Linked DNA regions of Homo sapiens: region 1 is linked to region 2. The links are chromatin loops, found by intact Hi-C in ENCODE. Cell type or tissue: prostate gland. All regions are shown on one strand. Each heading gives the region's core, and the rest is flanking DNA. Links, peaks and the distances in the headings are about the cores only.

Region 1 (9,150 bases), core at 549-8,548, 510 kb after region 2:
GGTGATAGAGTAATACCCTTTCTCAAAAACAAAACAAAACAAAACAAAAGTACAGTAAAAGTATGGTATAAAAGATAAAAATATGGTGCACCTGTTTAGGACACTTATCATGAATGGAGCTTGCAGGACTGGAAGTTGCTCTGGGTGAGTCAGTGGGTGAGTGGTGAGTGAATGTGAAGGCCTAGGTCATGACTGTGTACTACTGCAGACCTTATAAACACTGTACACTTAGACTACTCTAAATTTATTAAAAAAGTCTTTCTTCAGTAGTAAATTAAGTATAGCTTATTGTAACTGTTTTACTTTATACATGTATTAATTATATTTTGACTTATCAAAATCTTTTGTAATAACACTCAGCTTAAAACACAAGCATTGTACAACTGTACAAAAATATTCTTTCTTTATATCCTTATTCTATAAGCCTTTTCTATTTTATTTTTTTCTTTTACTTTTTCAACTTAAAAAAAAAACAAACTAAGACACAAACATGCGCATTAGCCTCAGCCTATGCAGGGTCAGGATCATCAAGATATCAGTAGGCAATAGAAATGTTTCAGCTCCTCAGAGATCTAGAACTAGAAATACCATTTGACCCAGCCATCCCATGCTGGGTATATACCCAAAGGGCTATAAATCATGCTGCTATAAAGACACATGCACACATATGTTTATTGCGGCACTATTCATAATAGCAAAGACTTGGAACCAATCCAAATGTCCAACAATGATAGACTGGATTAAGAAAATGTGGCACATATACACCATGGAATACTATGCAGCCATAAAAAATGATGAGTTCATGTCCTTTGTAGGGACATGGATGAAATTGGAAATCATCATTCTCAGTAAACTATCGCAAGGACAAAAAACCAAACACCGCATGTTCTCACTCATAGGTGGGAATTGAACAATGAGAACACATGGACACAGGAAGGGGAACATCACACTCTGGGGACTGTTGTGGGGTGGGGGGAGGGGAGAGGGATAGCATTAGGAGATATACCTAATGCTAAATGACGAGTTAATGGGCGCAGCACACCAGCATGGCACGTGTATACATATGTAACTAACCTGCACATTGTGCACATGTACCCTAAAACTTAAAGTATAATAAAAAAAAGAAATGTTTCAGCTCCATTATTCTTATGAGATCACCATTGTAACATGCAGTCTGTTGTTGACCAAAATGCTCTTATGTAGCACATGAACTAGAGTTGCAAAACTTCCAGATAAGATATTAGAAAACGAAATCCAGCAGTGTTTTGGAAGAATAATTCAACATGACCAAGAGGATTTCTTCCAGGAATGCAAGGTGACTTAACATACCAGGCTATATGCTACACAAATTCACTGTGTCAACATATTTAAGTGCAAAACCCAAATACTTACGGCTAACAATTTTAAGAAGATATTTGATAAAATTCAGCAAGCTACCCTGATAAGTAAAACTGCATCAGTATTTTATATGAACTTATCAAAAGAATGACTATGAAAATATTAAGTCTTCCACTCAAAAACCCTTATTTAACTCCATTGTAAACATTATTCAGTCAAATTATGTAGTCTATTTTCATTATATAAGGTCTGTGTTTCTTTTTTTTTGAGATGGAGTTGCACTCTGTCACCCAGGCTGGAGTGCAGTGGCGCAATTTTGGCTCACTGCAGCCTCCACCTCCTGGGTTCAAGCAATTTCACTCTAAGTGAAAACTGGAGTGGAAGAAAATGACCTAAGTACCATAAAAACCATTATCCAAAGGAGTGGTGTATATTACATTGGAAAATTCTGAAGTTAGAATTAGGGACACAGCAAGGATGCCAGCTGTATCAGCATTGTTTGGAGGTTCTGGCTAAAGCAACAGGACAAGAAAACAAAATAAGTAGTAAAAATATTCTAAAGGAAGAGATGAAACAATCTGAAAATAAAAGACTATATCAGATAATTATAAATCATATTTATCAGAGACCAAGAATTTCTAATAAATACCATTCATTACTGAGAATTTTTCTTTAATATAGACAAATATACCCTATTTTGGCTTTTCTTGATGTTTGCAACAAATGCAAAAATTCCTATTCACAATTATGATAAAATTATGGAATAATAAGAAAACACAGGACCGGGCACCGTGGCTCACACCTGTAATCCCAGCACTTTGGGAGGCCGAGGCAGGCGGATCACTTGAGGCCAGGAGTGCAAGACCAGCCTGGTCCACATGGCGAAACCCCATCTCTACTAAAGATACACACAAAAAAATTAGCCAGGCATGGTGGCAGGCGCCTGTAATCCCAGCTACTCAAGAGGCTGAAGTGGGAGAATCTCTTGAACCCAGGAGGTGGAGGCTGCAGTGAGCCAAAATTGGGTGGAAGACTTAATATTTTCATAGTTGTGCTTTTGATAAGTTCATATAAAATACTGATGCAATTTCAATAAAAATCTCCAAAAGGTTTTCTTTTTTGGTGGGGGTGGTTTAGGTACTGGATAAAATAACAGTTCCTTTGGAAGAATAAATATCTAAGAATTGCTAAGAACATTTTGGAAAATAATAGCTGGGGGAAGCTTTGTAAGTCTAAAAGATTAAGCTTACCTTAATGCTAGTATAATCAAATATGTCATGTTGGCCAGCCAGATCTTCTTTGGGAATCTCAGATCTATAATCTTCCAGAATAAAGAAGTTCTGGAAGTATATTTGTGAACTTTATCTACACGATGGCTTAAATTAGGATTTCAGTTTTCAGGAAAATAATATTTAACAAATGGTCCTGGCATAAGTGGACAGTCAAACCTGTTCATCATAACATATAAATATGAGTTCTTGGCATGAGCTGTAATCCCAGCACTCTGAAAGGCCGAGGTGGGCAGATCACTGGAGGCCAGGAGTTTAAGACGAGCATGGCCAACATGGCGAAATCTCGTCTCTACTAAAAATACAAAAATTAGCCAGGTGTGGTGGCACACGCCTGTGATCCCAGCTACGTGGGAGGCTGAGGCAGGAGAATCACCTGAGCCTGGGAGGCAGAGCAGGTAGTGAGCTGAGATCGCGCCACGGCACTCCAGGCTGGGCGACAGCCAGACTCTGTCTCAAAACAAGAAAAAAAAAAAAAAAAGAATTCTGGCTGCAGCAAGGAGCCATTGAAAAACAAATAAGCAAGCAGTAAAAACACTAAAGGGAAAACCAGTTTAATCTCAGGGGAAGGATGGACGTTCTTAGAAAACACACGTGCCACAAATGAAGCGACAGAAGAATCTAACTACAGAAAAAGACAGTCATTTTTATATGGTGACAGCCCCACAGGTAAAGTCAAAAGACAATGACAGGAGGGGAAGAAACTCAGCAATGTGTGACTGATGTCGGGTTAATGTCCCCAACTTCCCAACAACCAAAAGGAGGGAGTAAGAGTTCTAAGTTCATAGAAGAGAGAAGCACACATGGTCAACCAGCCCTATGCAGAGACGTCTCAGAAAACGCAGACCACAGCACCAGCTAGGGGAGTGCACAAAGGCCAGATAACCATTTTCACGCAGCAGAGTGATAAAACTTCCAAAGGTAGTTGAGCTCACATCAGGGATGAGACTATCATTGTGAAAATTAATCCGTATTTATGCAAGTACAAACTATGGAAACTCCGTGAAACTTACACTTTTGAATCTACTTACAGAAAAAAAAAAAAAAAAAGCTGAATATGAGAGTTTACTGGGGCAGTCGTAATGGCAAAAATATTCCCCAAACAACCTGAAGAATCATAATAGCAAGATGACGGACTAAAGCCTGGCATGTCTCTAACACTTATTTAAAAAAACTAGGTCTAGTTTTGTTGACCCACAGGACTGTCAATAAATGGAATAATCAAAGCAAGTTGCAGAGAAATGTACAGAGTATGATACAATTACTATAGAACTAGGAAAAACCTTTTCTATGTTATCTTTTGAGTCTACGTATATTGGTAAGAACACAGAGCACCTAACATTACTTACCTTGGGTGGGGTGAGAATACGGAGGGGCTGGAAGTTGTTGGCTTGGTGTTTGTACAATTCTGTGTATAATTTATTCCAAAGAGTAAGTTTTACTGTTTTGTTTGTAAAAAGACAAAACAACCAACAAATCAAATATGCATGTGTGTACATCTCTATGCATGCATGTGTATGTATGTATGTATGTGTATGTATTATATATGGAAGGCAGCTGGTAGGTAGAGATCTAAGGATACAAAAGGAAATATAGAATATAAAAAATATTATGCTTAATTAAACTACAACTTCATAACTGGAGTAGAAAACATATATACGTAAGCATAAAAAAAGATTGATAGGGGCCAGGTACGGTGGCTCACACCTGTAATCCCAGCACTTTGGGAGACCGAGGTGGGTGGATCACAAGGTCAGGAGATCGAGACCATCCTGGCTACGGTGAAACCCTGTCTCTACTAAAAATACAAAAAATTAGCCGGACTTGGTTGCGGGTGCCTAGAGTCCCAGCTACTCAGGAGGCTGAGGCAGGAGAATGGTGTGAACCCGGGAGGCGGAGCTTGTAGTGAGCTGAGATTGCGCCACTGCACTCCAGCCTGGGCAACAGAGTGAGACTCCACCTCAAAAAAAAAAAAAAGACTGATAGGAAGTCCATCAAAATGGTTACAATCTGTATAGTTTATATCTGGACAGTAAGATTATTAGTAACTTCTATTTTTTTCCTAGTAATATTCTGTTTTTCATATTTTCTATCTTGAATACACATTATAATCAGGAAAAAATCCTTTATGGTTGAAAAAAGTGGGAAAAGAGAAAGACATAGGAAATAGGACCATGACAATGGAAGTTTCCCAGCTGAAATTCAAAAGCAGAACAGTTTTTCTAAAGGGCTGTAAGCAATAAGTTTAAAGTGACAAAATTATTTAAATCACTAACATTGTACACTGCAAGCCTTTTCTGTTTCTTACCAAAAACATAGTTAATAACTCACTATTATCATTGATGATAGGAAAATAAAGAAATTATGGCAAATATAGCAAGTCATCAAAATTGTGTCCAACTATTACAGATCAAAGAAAGAAGAATAAAAGTGGTAGAAATGTATCTAAGTATTCTCATAATATTCTAAATATGCTTCTGTCCCAAGAGTAACCTCCCCTCCTCACCAATCCTTGCTGACAGCAGAAATGAGTGCTATTACAACCTTACAGAATGGCTTAAGGTACAAATATGGATGATTCTAGCTTGCTCTCTGGCACCACCTACTGATCAAACAGCATTTCAATGTAAAACAACACAATCTGAATTTTCCTCTTCTCAATACAACCTATGCTTTGGAAAAAATCTAGGTACTCTCTCAGTCCACTCATCTGGATTCTGCACAGATATTAACATCTCAAAAATGGTATTCTAGAAAATTCTGTCTTGTTAGTAGGAACTTTGATCATTTTTGTGTCTAAACAGAAATGCCAGGATTGTCAGTCTGAAGTTTCAAAATGAAAACAACAGTGGGATGGATCACTTTATCACTTTAGGTACCACATCTATTTAATGTGACTGTGGAGGAGGTAAGATGATTGTGTGACGTTTATGAAAGGACTAAAAACCTTTGCTGCTTCAGTTTGTTTTTGATTAATGACTCACGCCCCATCATTCCCAAATCCCACCTTGGCTCTAAAGAATCATTAACATTCAGTATATTTTAATCAGATATCAATTTATTATGGAACCATTCATTTTCTGCTCATTAGCACTAAACATTTTTTTTTGGGTCAAGTATCCATGTCATATTATGTAGAAAATGGTCCTTCATGCCAACAGACTTACATGTATAAAACATGAACACCCCCAAACTCTGGGGAGTATTCCAGAATGGGGCAAAAGAGAGGCTGGGAAGTACCATTTACTACACAAATGTAATAAGATGGACAGAAACCTTTATTAGAGTTGGAAAATCAAGTTGGAAACAAACACATGAATTCACTACTTAATGCATTTAATTCCAACCCCTCATTGGAATCATCTTGGTAACATTTAAGATTCTACAACAGTTATAATGCGACGATTCAGAGGTGGTCTCAAAGTTGTTACAGTGTTAAAAAAATTATAGTAAGCAGTATAAAATTACAATTTATTATGGGGCCAGGGGGATTCACAACCATCCTTAAAAACATTAAGAGCAAACCACGGCCAGGCATGGTGGCTCACACCTGTAATCCCAGCACTTTGGGAGGCTGAGGTGGGCAGATCACTTGAGGTCAGGAGTTCAACATGATGAAACCCCGTCTCTACTAAATATACAAAAATTAGCCAGTCATGATGTCGTACACCTGTGGTCCCAGCTACTCGGAGGGCTGAGGCATGAGAATCGCTTGAACCTGGGAGGCGGACGTTGCAGTGAGCCAAGATAGCGCCACTGCACTCCAGCCTGGGAAACAGAGCGAGACTCCGTCTCAAAAACAAAACAAAACAAAGAAAACATTAAGAGCAAACCTTTTAGAGAATTCTACTTAAGATTTCTTTTTCTCAATTCCTTTCCCCCACTCCTTTTGTTTTTTTAAGCACTAATCTGGAATGGAGTCGGCGGGACAGAGCAAAGCTGGATGGGCTGCCCCTTGAATGATGGAGTAGGTCTGCTTGGGTAGTTCTTGCTGGGAAGAGGAGGAGAAGACCGGTGGCGCTGTGGTGGCCACTGCGATGTTCTGGCCTCCATCGCTCACCACTGTCACTTCTGCTGTCCCCTCCTGAATCAAGGCGTTTAGGCCTTCAAAGTCAGTGCAAGTAATACCCGAACTGGTAATGAAAGTTTGATTGCCAGAGCCTTCCTGGGGGCCACCTGAGGCCGTGGGGATGAGAGTCTGGTGCAGAGTGGCTCCGTCCGTCTGCTCGTGGGTGGTCAGCAGGACAGCCGGCTGGGTCATTGCGCCCGCCTCGCTCGGACACCGCGAGGACTGAGGGGGGGCGATCAGACTGACCTGGCGCAGGATCTGCAGCCGGCTGTTCCCTGGGAGTTCCTCTGGGTTCTGGGCCACCAAGGCAGGCGGGACGATGTTCACTGCAGCGGCGGCAGCCTGGACGATGGTGTTCGCCTGGGGCACCTGATGCCCAACGATGATTTTGACTCTTCCCTCGCTGAACTGGGGCACTTGGCTGGGCTGGAGGGGCACCTGGAGGTGTCCCACAGTGAGGGGCGTGGCGGGCTGCTTGCTGGGGTCGATCTGAAACTGGAGAACGGTCACGTCCGAGTTCTTACTCTCACTGTACTCACTGTGCTGTCTCTTGTGGCTGCGGAGCGAGTCCTCCCGCATGAAGGAGGCATCGCATATATCGCAGTGGAAACTCTTCTTGGCATCCAGCTTGGCCACCTGCCGGCTGCTCTGCCTGCCGGTGTCCTTCCTCTCTAGAGCCTCAGTCTTAACCATGTCCCCATGGAACTTCTTCATGTGCTTGCTCAGGTTGCTGGGCTGTTTGGTGTCGAAGCTGCAGTAGTTGCACTTGAAAGGGCGGTCGGTGCAGTGGATACGCTCGTGGATGCGCAGGGCGGCCTTGCTGGAGCAGGAGTAGCTGCATTCCGAGCACTTCTCAGGATGCTCCGACTGGTGCACGCGGCTGTGCTTCCGGAGGGTGGCTTTGCTGTCACCCAGGAAGTCGCAATGAGGACACTTGAAGTTATTCCCGCTGTGCTTGATACGGATGTGCGACTTGAGGTTCCCCTTCATGGTGCAGCGGACATTGCAGAACTCGCACTTGAAAGGCTTCTCCCCCGAGTGCACCCGCATGTGCCTTTTCAAGTCCGAGCTGATTTTGAACTTGGCGCTACAGAGCCAGCACTGGAAGGGGGCGTCCCCTGTCAACACAAGGTGAGTTTCGATAAGAACAGGCAGGCAACAACCACAGCGGATCCCCCCGAAGCACACACCAGAAAATCGCTTATACAAGGTGGGTGGGTGCAGACCTCCTAACTGCAGCTTCTAGCAGCCCCTGGCAGTGGGGGAAGAGGGGCAGGGCGTCTTTATCTTTCCCCGGAACCCAAACCACCACCACCGGTATCAAACCCAGAAGAAAAATGGGAGATCGAAAAGAGCAATTTAATTGTCCCAGATAAAATAAGATTTACAAGTATACTTGTTATATTCTTTAAAACACTCAAACTATCTTTCATACAGTTAATTTGCCCACTCTGCTAGTTAATGGTTCACAGTTGAAGACTTTTGCACAACCCGTTGATTTTGATTGAGTTACATGTTGTAACAGATTCAACAATATATTTTCGAATGGGTCAGCTCCGTGCTGCACTCATTGGAGTATGGTTTTACAATGACTGAAACACCCAGCTTATATTTCATGCAGATCTTTATTAATAAAGATGTGTTTCTTGCACAAAATTTATTTATCCCATATTGCCAGCTGCGTTCTTTACTTGTGAAGTTACAAAATCCAGCTGCTTGATTTTTTTTAAAAAAAATTCATATTCGCTGAAAGATGAGCAAGGCAAGTGAAATTGCAAACATCTGATTGGATACCATATTCCAAATTTACTTCCTCAATGAATGCCAAGTCCAAATTATCTGAGGCAATGACAATTCAAGCAAATTGGCGACCCCTCATCTCAACATTGTTTAAGTAAGCAAAATAGCAGCTAATATTCTTCGATGGCTTCCGGGATGGCAGGCGCTATGCTGAGCACTCCACAAGCATGGTCTCGCTTGATGCTGGGAAGATTGCCCTGTGGTGGGTGCTATTATTAATATTGTTTTTTAACACAGTTACACAGAGGAGAAGGCTGAGACCCAGACAGACTACATAACTTGTTCTTGGTCGCCCCGTAGTACAAAGAAGGGCTTGGATTCCAATCCAGGCTGACTCCACAACTGGTATCTTTAGATGCTAGGTAATTATCTGTGCATATAACTGATGTTTGCTTTCTTAGGTCATAAACCCACAAGACTGGGATGGTGTTCCAGCTTTTTGACATAGGATCTGCTACTTCACCATGAGCTGCTTAATGAATGCAAACAAAGATGGCAGGAGGCAATTGAACAAGCTTCTAGAACACTGAGAGGCCTAAACCTAAACTTGAAAAAAATGCTTTGTATGACTGAATACCACCAAGATCATGCATACTAAACTCTAGAACAAGGAAGAGTAAGCTACAGCCTATGGGCTAGATCCTGCCCACAGCC
Region 2 (9,150 bases), core at 639-8,638:
ATACAAGTGCTCAGTGCCACCTCCATCTCCTCCTGGGCAGGAAGTCTTCAAAGTGGCTCGCAATGCCCCCCACCTCCTGGTACTCATGCTGTGTGTCAGCCACCCCCCTGGAGTGGAGCTGGGCCTAGTGACTTGCTTCTGATAACAGCATGAGGCTGACGTGAGGGGAGGTCACCTCTGACAGTGGGTGACAGAAGACTGTGACTGCCATCTCATTCACTCTCACCTGCTCACTCTGAACAGGTAGCTGACAGGGGAGCTGACTACAGGGAGGCCCTCGTGGGAAGGCACTGAGGGTGGCCTCTGGCCAACAGCCAGGAAAGAACTAAGGCCCTCAGTCCAACAACCCACCCAGAGCCAAACTCTGCCAACAACACTGACGTCTGTATGTGGGTCCTACCACCATAGAATCTTAGACCCCTTGAGCCCAGGCTGTGAGAGACCCTGAGCCAGAGGACCCAGCCAAGCCTGCCACAGAAATTGTCCTGGCCACAAAAACCATCAGATAGCAAATAGAAAACAGAGCCCCCAGTTAGGTGTGGTGGCTCATGCCTGTAATCCCAGCACTTTGGGAGGTCGAGATGGGAGGATCATTTGAGCCCAGGAGTTTGAGATCAGCCTGGGCAATATGGTGAGACCCTATCTTCACTAAACGATAAGAATTAGCAGAGCATGGTGGTGTGCACCTGTAGTCCCAGCTACTTGGGAGGCTGAGGCAGGAAGGTTGCTTGAGCCTGGGAGGTCGAGGCTGCAGTGAGCCATGATTATGCCACCGCACTCCACCCTAGGCAACAGAGCAAGATGGACGGAAGGAAGGAAGGAAGGAAAAAGAGAAGAGAAAAGAAAAGAGAAAAGGAAGGAAACAGAGGAGGGGAGGAGGAAGGAAGGAAGGAAGGAAGGGAGGGAGGGAGGGAGGGAAAAAGGAAGGAAGGAGGAAGGGAGGGAGGGAGGGAGGAGGGGAGGGGAGGGGAGAGGACAGGAGGAACTTCCTTACTCCAGGGAAATACATTTTCTGGAGTAAGGGAATGCATTTCCCTGTAAGAAAGACACCAATGGATGTCTAAGACCATGAATAATACTGACCCCATATACACTATGTTTTTTCCTACACATACATACCTATGATAAAGTTTAATTTATGAATTAGGCACAGTAAGAAATTAACAACAATAACTTATAACAAAATAGAACACATAATATGCTGTAATAAAAGTAAATAAGACTTGCTTGAACGCAAGCACGGCAATACCACAACAGCCAATCTGAGGGTTCCTGAGTGACTAGCAAGCAGGCAGGTAGATGGCGTGAGTACACTAGACAGATGATTCATGTCCGGGAGGATGGAGTGGGATGGCATGAAATTCGTCACACTACTCACAATGGCACACAACTTAAAACTTATGAATTGCTTATTTCCGGAATTTTCCATTTCATATTTTTAGACTGCAGTTGACCATGGGTAACTGAACCTGCAGATAAGTGGGGATTACCATATTGCTGTTTTAAGCCACTAAATGTGGGGCAATCTGTTATGAAGCAATACGTAGTTAATATCCCACCCTAACATTACTGTGGGTCTTTTGTGAGCTTTTCGATGTCCCTCTCGTCACACCCCAGCCCTAACCCCCAAGTCCTGGCGTAGAGAGCTGGGAGCTGGAAGCCAGGCAGCCTGGAGTGAGTTCCAGCCCCACTAATTCCAGCTGTGTGAACTTGGACAGGTTTCCCAGCTCCCCTCAATTCCAGCTGTGTGAACTTGAACGGTTTCTGAGCCTCCTTCCACTTCAATTTTCTCCCCTGCCAAACATCAGTCCTAATGGTACCTACCTCACATGGTTATGTATTAAATGAGTTACTTCATGCAAATCACTTAGAACAGCCTCTGGCACACAATAAGCCCCTGGGCGGGGTAATCCCAACACTTTGGGAGGCCAAGGTGGGCGGATTGCTTGATGTCAGGAGTTCCAGACAAGCCTCGCCAACATGGCAAAACCCCGTCTCTACTAATAATACAAAAAATTAGCCGGGCATGGTGGCGCACGCCTGTAATCCCAGCTACTCGGGAGGCCGAGGCAAGAGAATTGCTTGAACTTGGGAGGTGGAGGTTGCAGTGAGCTGAGATGGCACCGCTGTACTCCAGCCTGAGTGACAGAGTGAAACTGTGTCTCAAAAAATAAATAAATGTTACTTGTCATTCCTGTCATTCTTCTTACTACTGCTGCTGCTAGTGGCTATTACCATTTCTACTACTATCCCAGAGCTGCCCATGGCACTAAAGCTACACGGTAAATGATCAAGGAGAAGAGTGGTGCAAAGATAGGAGGGCGAGAAAAAGCTGTGAGTTGTTTATTTTAAGTATCTTATTTGATAACTTCCCTAACATTAAAAAAAAAAAAAAAAAAAAAAAGACAACTGGCTATCACTGTTGAATCCTGCTCACTTCGGCACTGACTGTGAGTCTACCGTGTGCCAGGCAGGAAAGCTAGGCACAGGAGACACGGGAGGACCAAAAGGATCCTGGCCCCTGTTCTAACCCACAGGGAGAAGACAGGTGGTGACAAGCAAACCCGCAGGAAATCAAGAATTTCAGTGTGATGAATGCTACGGAAGAAGAACGAGATGCTGTAAGAGGTGGTCTGAATTCAAGGAACCTGTAAGGCTGAAGGAGAAGTTCACAAGCCAAGCCTTAGCTGAAAATTCTCCGCCAGCAGGCAGGGGGCAGGGCCATGTGCCCAACAACCTATGTTATCAATTTCTACTTCTACTTGTGCACTCTGTTTTTTTTTTTTTATTTCCAAAGGTTTTTGGGGAACACATGGTGTTTGGTTATATGAGTAAGTTTTTTAACAGTGATTTATGAGATTTTCGTGCACCCATCACCTGAGCAGTATACACTGAACCCAACTTGTAGTCTTTTATCCCTCACCGTCCTCCCACCCTTTCAGCCCCCTGACTCGCCAAAGTCCATTGTATTATTCTTAAGCCTTTGCTTCCTCATAGCTTAGCTCCCTCTTATGAGTGAGAACATACGACATTTGGCTTTCCATTCCTGAGTTATTTCACTTAGATAATAGTCCCCAATCCCATCCAGTTTGCAGCGAATGCCATTAATTCATTCCTTTCCATGGCTAAGTAGCATTTCATCATTTTATATATATATATATATATATATATATATATATATATATATATATATATATATCTCATAGTTCCTTTATCCACTTGTTGACTGATGAGTATTTGGGCTGGTTCCATATCTTTGCAATTGCAAATTGTGCTGCTATAAAAATGCATGTGCAAGTATCTCTTTCCTCCATGAGGCATGAAACACTTGGGTAGATCAGGGTGGAGAGGATTCTCATTTGTCAAGGAAAAAAAAAAAAAAAAGTCCAGAAAAGATGAAAGAGCCTTATTCCAAAGATCCTTAAGATCTGAAGGAGAGTTTTCTGCAACGAAGCTAAATGATGTGAGGAACCACCCCACTCCAACATAGGTGTGGGACTGAACCAAGGAATCGGTATTTTCAAAGCTCCCTGGGAAAAATCAGACAATCATGCAGACTGCAGAACAACCAGACCAAGTGGCATATGAACACCAGATTTTCCAGCCTCCCCACGACGGAAAGTGTGATCTCCGTGGGTAAAAAGAGAAAACAGAGGGATGGGCACAGTGGCTCACACCCGTAATTCCAGCACTTTGGGAGTCCCAGGCAGGAGAATCGGTTGAGGCCAGGAGTTTGAGACCAGCCTGGGCAGCACAGTGAAACCCTGTATCTATAAAAAATTAAAAAATGAGTCAGCCCTGGTTTTGCAAGCCTGTAGTCCTAGCTACTCGGGAGGCTGAGGTGGGAGGACTCTTATAAATACATTCTTTTAATAAGAATTTAAAAATTAAAAATTTTTAAAAGAGCCAGTAGAAAAACAACATATCAAATCCAATCAGACTCTTCAGACTGGCAAAATTTTTTAACGTGCCCGGCCACAAGGTTTCTTTTTTCATCATTTTGATGAAAATGTTTTGAAACATGAGGGAAGTGGTGGCTGAGCAACACTGTGAATGGACTAAATGCCACTGAAGTTTTCACTTTAAAATGATTATATTATGTGAATTTCACCTCAATAAAAAAATACATGTTCAATATTAAACAAAAGAGAATGAGAGATGTATTACCAAGAAATCCCCAATGGACGTTCTCTTTAACTTTCACTCCAGAACCAGGGACACCATAAGCGGATCAGAGTTACGGGGTGTGTCCAATGAATGAACTAATTTCCTTTCTGCTTAGGGAATTATATTCCCTTGTTAGTCTGGGTGACAGATACCACAGTAAAGAGGGTTAGAAAGAATGTCAACCCACAGGGACACACGCAGCACACCTGGGGTACTTAAGCACTTTAAGCCATGAATAAAAACGACTCACCCGCACGATGATGCCCATACGTTTGCTTTCATAGGTGAAAGGGAAGATCTGTAGGATGGTGAAGTTCAGGATCTGGTCGCCAGGGGTCCTCAGCTGCATGGAAGACTGGTCTCGGCCCACCAGGGTTAAGCCCACACTTTCCGTCCACTGTACCAGGGCCACCTAAACATAACACAGGGTCGAAGGTCAGATGCCCAGCCGAGAATCTGGGTTCACAGGCTGTGCTATGAACACAAAGGCAGAAGGGGGCTCAGAGACAGGGGAATCACAGTAGTCACTGCCCTTAGGGACGCCAAGTGCTCTGTGCTGGCCCATGACAGTGTCTGTTCCTCTGGGTCTATGAGGGCTCCCACACTGAAAGCTGCCCCTCTATAAGGCACAATTCATCTTTTCTAGGCTCAAAACAGGCTGCACACCAGAGGCATGGCGGAAAGAGATGGCACAGAATTAAGAGTGATTGTGACTGGGTGCAGTGGCTCAGGCCTGTAATCCCAGCACTTTGGGAGGCCGAGGTGGGTGGATCACCTGAGGTCAGGAGTTCGAGACCAGCCTGGCCAATATGGTGAAACCCCGTCTTTACTAAAAATACAAAAATTACCCAGGCATGGTGGCGGACACCTGTAATCCCAGCTACCCAGGAGGCTGAGGCAGGAGAATCGCTTGAACCCAGGAGGCAGAGATGCAGTGAGCTGAGATCACGCCATTGCACTCCAGCCTGGGTGACATAGCGAGACTCTGTCCCCGTCCCCACCCCACACCACCCCCACTCCGAAAAAAGGAGCAATTGGCACAATTACGGATCACTCCTGGAAGTATCTGCAACAAGCTAAACAATAAAAAAAAGAAGGAAGAGAATGCTGACTGACACAGCCCTTCGCCTTCAGGCTCTCCTTTCAGCCTCACACACTGCACTGGGGGAGTGTCTTCAGTGGTTCTCAACTGGGTGATTCTGTCCCCCAGGGGACCCGCGCCAACATCTGGGGGAATCTGTACTTGTCACAACTGGAAGGAGGTAATGCTGGTATCCAGTGGGCAGAGGCCAGGGATGCTACAAAACGTCCCGTAACACACAGGACATACCACACCAGAGACTGATCTGGCCCCAAATGTCAATAGTGCTGAGGTGGAGAACACGGGTCCACACAGAAGAGGAAACCAAGGCTCAGAGCAGTTAATGAAGTTGCCCAAGGTGACAGCGCTGGCATGTGGCAAAGCTAGGCCAGACTGGCACCTGGATCCGCCTGGTGTAAAGTTCCACAGCACACACTCTTCCCTTCCAAGAGTCATCGCACGGGTGTCAAGTCAGAACCTTCTCATGGCCTCAGCCAGACATACTCAGCTTAAGGTCAAAGGCATGAGGGTTGCAAACTCCAAGACAGGGGCCAGAGTGTTGATACAAATAGCAAAGAGGGCTGAGTGGGGGCTGTGGCAAGCAGGAGCCCAGCCCCAGCCAAAGGAGGCTGCTGCCACTATACACACAGGTGGCAGTTACTGCCCTGCAGGGACTAGGGCCAGGGTGGATGGAGCTTCCAGTTTCTCAAGAAAAAACAGAAATTTAGACTTCTCCCCGAGACGGCCTAACTTTTAAATGTAAGCAATTGGCCAGCTGCTGTGACTCACACTTTTAATCCCAGCACTTGGGGAGGTTGACGCAGGAGGATCACTTGAGCCCAGGAGTTTGAGACAAGCCTAGGTAACACAAGGAGACCCCATTTCTAAAAAAAAATTTTTTAATTATTAGGGTGGTGGCTCATGTCTGTAATCCCAGAACTTTGGGAGGCTGAGGCAGGCAGATCACCTGAGGTCAGGAGTTCGAGACTAGCCTGGTCAACATGGTGAAATCCAGTCTCTACTAAAAATACAAAAATTAGCCGGAGGTGGTGGCATGCGCCTGTAATCCCAGCTACTCAGGAGGCTGAGGGAGGCGAATCTCTTAAACCTGGAAGGTAGAAGTTGCAGTGAGTAGAGATCGCACCACCCCACTCCAGCCTGGACAACAGAGCGAGACTGTATCTCAAAAAAAAAATTATTATTAGGGTGGGGTGGTGCATGTGTGTCGTCTCAGTTACTCAAGAGGTTGAGGTGGGAGGATCACGATCTGGGAGGTGGAGGCTACAGTGAGCCATAATGGTGCCACACTACTCCCACCTGGACACAGAGTAAGACCCTGTCTCAAAAACATAATAATAGAGCCGGGCGCGGTGGCTCACACCTGTAATCTCAGCACTTTGGGAGGCTGAGGTGAGTGGATCACCTGAGGTCAGGAGTTCGAGACCAGCCTGGCCAACATAGTGAAACCCCATCTCTACTAAAAAAATAAAAATAAAAAAAATAAAAAATAAGCTGGGCGTGGTGGCAGGCGCCTGTAATCCCAGCTACCAGGGAGGCTGAGGCAGGAGAATCACTTGAACCCAGGAGGCAGAGGTTGCAGTGAGCCGAGGTCGCGCCATTGCACTCCAGTTTGGGCAACAAGAGCGAAACTCCATCTCAAAAAAAAAAAAAAAAAGATAAAAAACACTTCCAGTGGAGGTGATGCCTCCCAAGTACCCCTCTCCCTATCACCTACCTGCAGCCCCTGTCAACACCCTCCTAAAACCTGCCTCCCCTACTCCCCCTAAAGATTAAGCTTTATGAGAGGAAAGTGGGAGGGCCTTCCTTTTCTTCTTTCTTGATTTTTTGTAGACACTGTACCTTTGGACTTGGATGGGAATAAAGTGACAGCTTGTTTGGCATTGAAGTTGGAAGCCCTCCTGTATTCCTTTCCTGTTGTTGCTGTACCAAATTACTGTGCATCTGTTTTTTTTTGTTTGTTTTGTTTTGTTTTGTTTTCGTGATGGAGTCTCACTCTGTCACCTAGGCTGGAGTGCAGTGGTGCGATCTCGGCTCATTGCAACCTCCACCTCCCGGGTTCAAGCAATTCTCCTGCATCAGCCTCCCAAGTAGCTGGGATTACAGGCACCTGCCATCACATCTGCCTAATTTTTGTAATTTTAATAGAGATGGGATTTCACCATGTTGGCCAAATTGGTCTCAAACTCCTGATCTCAAGTGATCCACCTGCTTCAACCTCCCTCCCAAAGTGCTGGGATTACAGCCATGGGCCACCGCACCGGCCAGCATCTGTTTTAAAATGAAACAAATAGATTTTCTTACAGTTCTATAGATCAGGGGTGGACATGGGATGAGGGTCTCACTGAGACAGGATCAAGGTCGCTTGATCACCATTGCTGCATTGCTGCGGAGGCTCTAGGGGAGCACCTGTAGTCCCAGCTACTGGAGAGGCTGAGATGGGAAGATTGATTCAGCCTGGGAGGCAGAGGCTACAGTAAGCTGAAACCATGCCACTGCACTCTAGCCTGGGTGACTGAGTGAGACTCTGTCTCCAAAAAAAAAAAAAAAAAAAAAAAAAAAAAAAAAAAAAACCTGGCGTTCCTCTTGAGTTCCCATTCCTTTTACCAAGAGAGCTCTGCAGAAGCCACAAGGCAAAGGTATGCAGCTCTCCACCCCTAGTCCTTTCTTTCTCTGGAACCCCTGGATGTCATCTTAGCTGACCTGCTATACCCCGAAGAAGAGATCAAGCTGGAGCTCAAAACTGGGGTTCCAGTCCCCGCTCTGTCCCCAGCCCCCAGCCCCCACAGGCCTCTGCAAAATAAAGATCTTGGAGTAGATGACTATTTCTCATTTCTGCTCCAGCTCTGAAAATGTATCTTTATGCATCCTTAGTCTACTATGCTCAGATATCGAGTTCAGTTTCTGTTGCTTCTATTAACTAAATTTACATTAGCAAGAAATTATTTTTCAAGACTCTCCCTTATTTAAGTTCAAGTCATAATGAGTCAGCCAGCACTAACGAGCTTTGAGCTTTGACCAATGGAAGAAACTGTCATACTGACCTCTACCTTTCAAAGAAAGGACCAATCAAGTAGTGGGTTTTTCTGTTTTTATTTTGTGTTTTTTTAGTTTTAGTTTTTGGCTACTGGCCTGCCTAAGTCTTTGAAAACTCATTCACTTAGTTATTTGTTTAATTTAATGGCTATGCTATAGACTATGTTTATGTCCCCTAAAATTCATATGTTGAAACCTAATCCCCAATATGATAGCAGTTGGAGATGGGGCCTCTGGGAGGTGATTAAGTCCTGGGGGTGGGGTTCCTCATGAGTGGATGTGTGCCTTTATGAAAGAAACCCCAGAGAGGTCCCTCGCTCCTTCTGCTGCGAGAGACAGAGTGAAAAGAGGGCCTTTTATCAGCCAGGAAACAGGCCCTCACCAGACACCAAATCTGCCAGTATGCTGACACAGGACTTCCCAGCCTCCAGAACTAGGAGAAATAACTTCTGTTGTTTACAAGATACCCAGTTGATGGTATTTTGTTATAGCAGGCCATGTTATAGCAGGCCAAACAGACTAAGACACTCTAACTTTCAATATAGCCCTGTTTTGTCTGCTAACAATTGTCTTCCAAAGTTTAAAATTAACAAATCAGTAATGATTCGCATATATAAAATCATACCAGCCAGGTGCAGTAGCTCATGTCTGTAATCCCAGCACTTTGGGAGGCCGAGGCAGGAGGATCACCTGAGGTCAGGAGTTCAAGACCAGTCAGGTCAACATAGCGAAACCCCATCTCTACAAAAATACAAAAACTAGCCAGGCATGATGGCGGGTGCCTGTAATCCCAGCTACTCGGGAGTCTAAGGCAGGAGAATCGCGTGAACCCCAGAGGCAGAGGTTGC

What was found. Hi-C counts contacts between places; a loop is a spot of excess contacts. Peaks named below come from ENCODE experiments on the same cell type or tissue, not always from the same donor. Only the 100,000 strongest peaks of a DNase experiment are listed, where the experiment ranks them.
Region 1: it touches region 2 in a loop (3-fold over the local background); 14 of 110 quality-filtered maps call a loop at or near these places.

Annotation. Positions count from the first base shown.
Region 1 is chr20:52,145,615-52,154,764 of GRCh38, forward strand. ZFP64 (ZFP64 zinc finger protein) reads right to left here. Exons shown (of 6, transcript NM_018197.3): 6 at 5,664-7,814. The coding sequence ends at 6,532. Among named protein-coding and RNA genes, the nearest start is that of ZFP64, 42 kb to the right of the region's middle. In prostate gland, for the core only: a CTCF peak has its summit at 5,227 (motif pointing left); a DNase peak (open chromatin) is centred at 5,225.
Region 2 is chr20:51,634,926-51,644,075 of GRCh38, forward strand. ATP9A (ATPase phospholipid transporting 9A (putative)) reads right to left here. Exons shown (of 28, transcript NM_006045.3): 15 at 4,418-4,579. Among named protein-coding and RNA genes, the nearest start is that of NFATC2, 97 kb to the left of the region's middle. RefSeq lists an enhancer at 4,345-4,639. In prostate gland, for the core only: a CTCF peak has its summit at 4,507; a DNase peak (open chromatin) is centred at 4,496.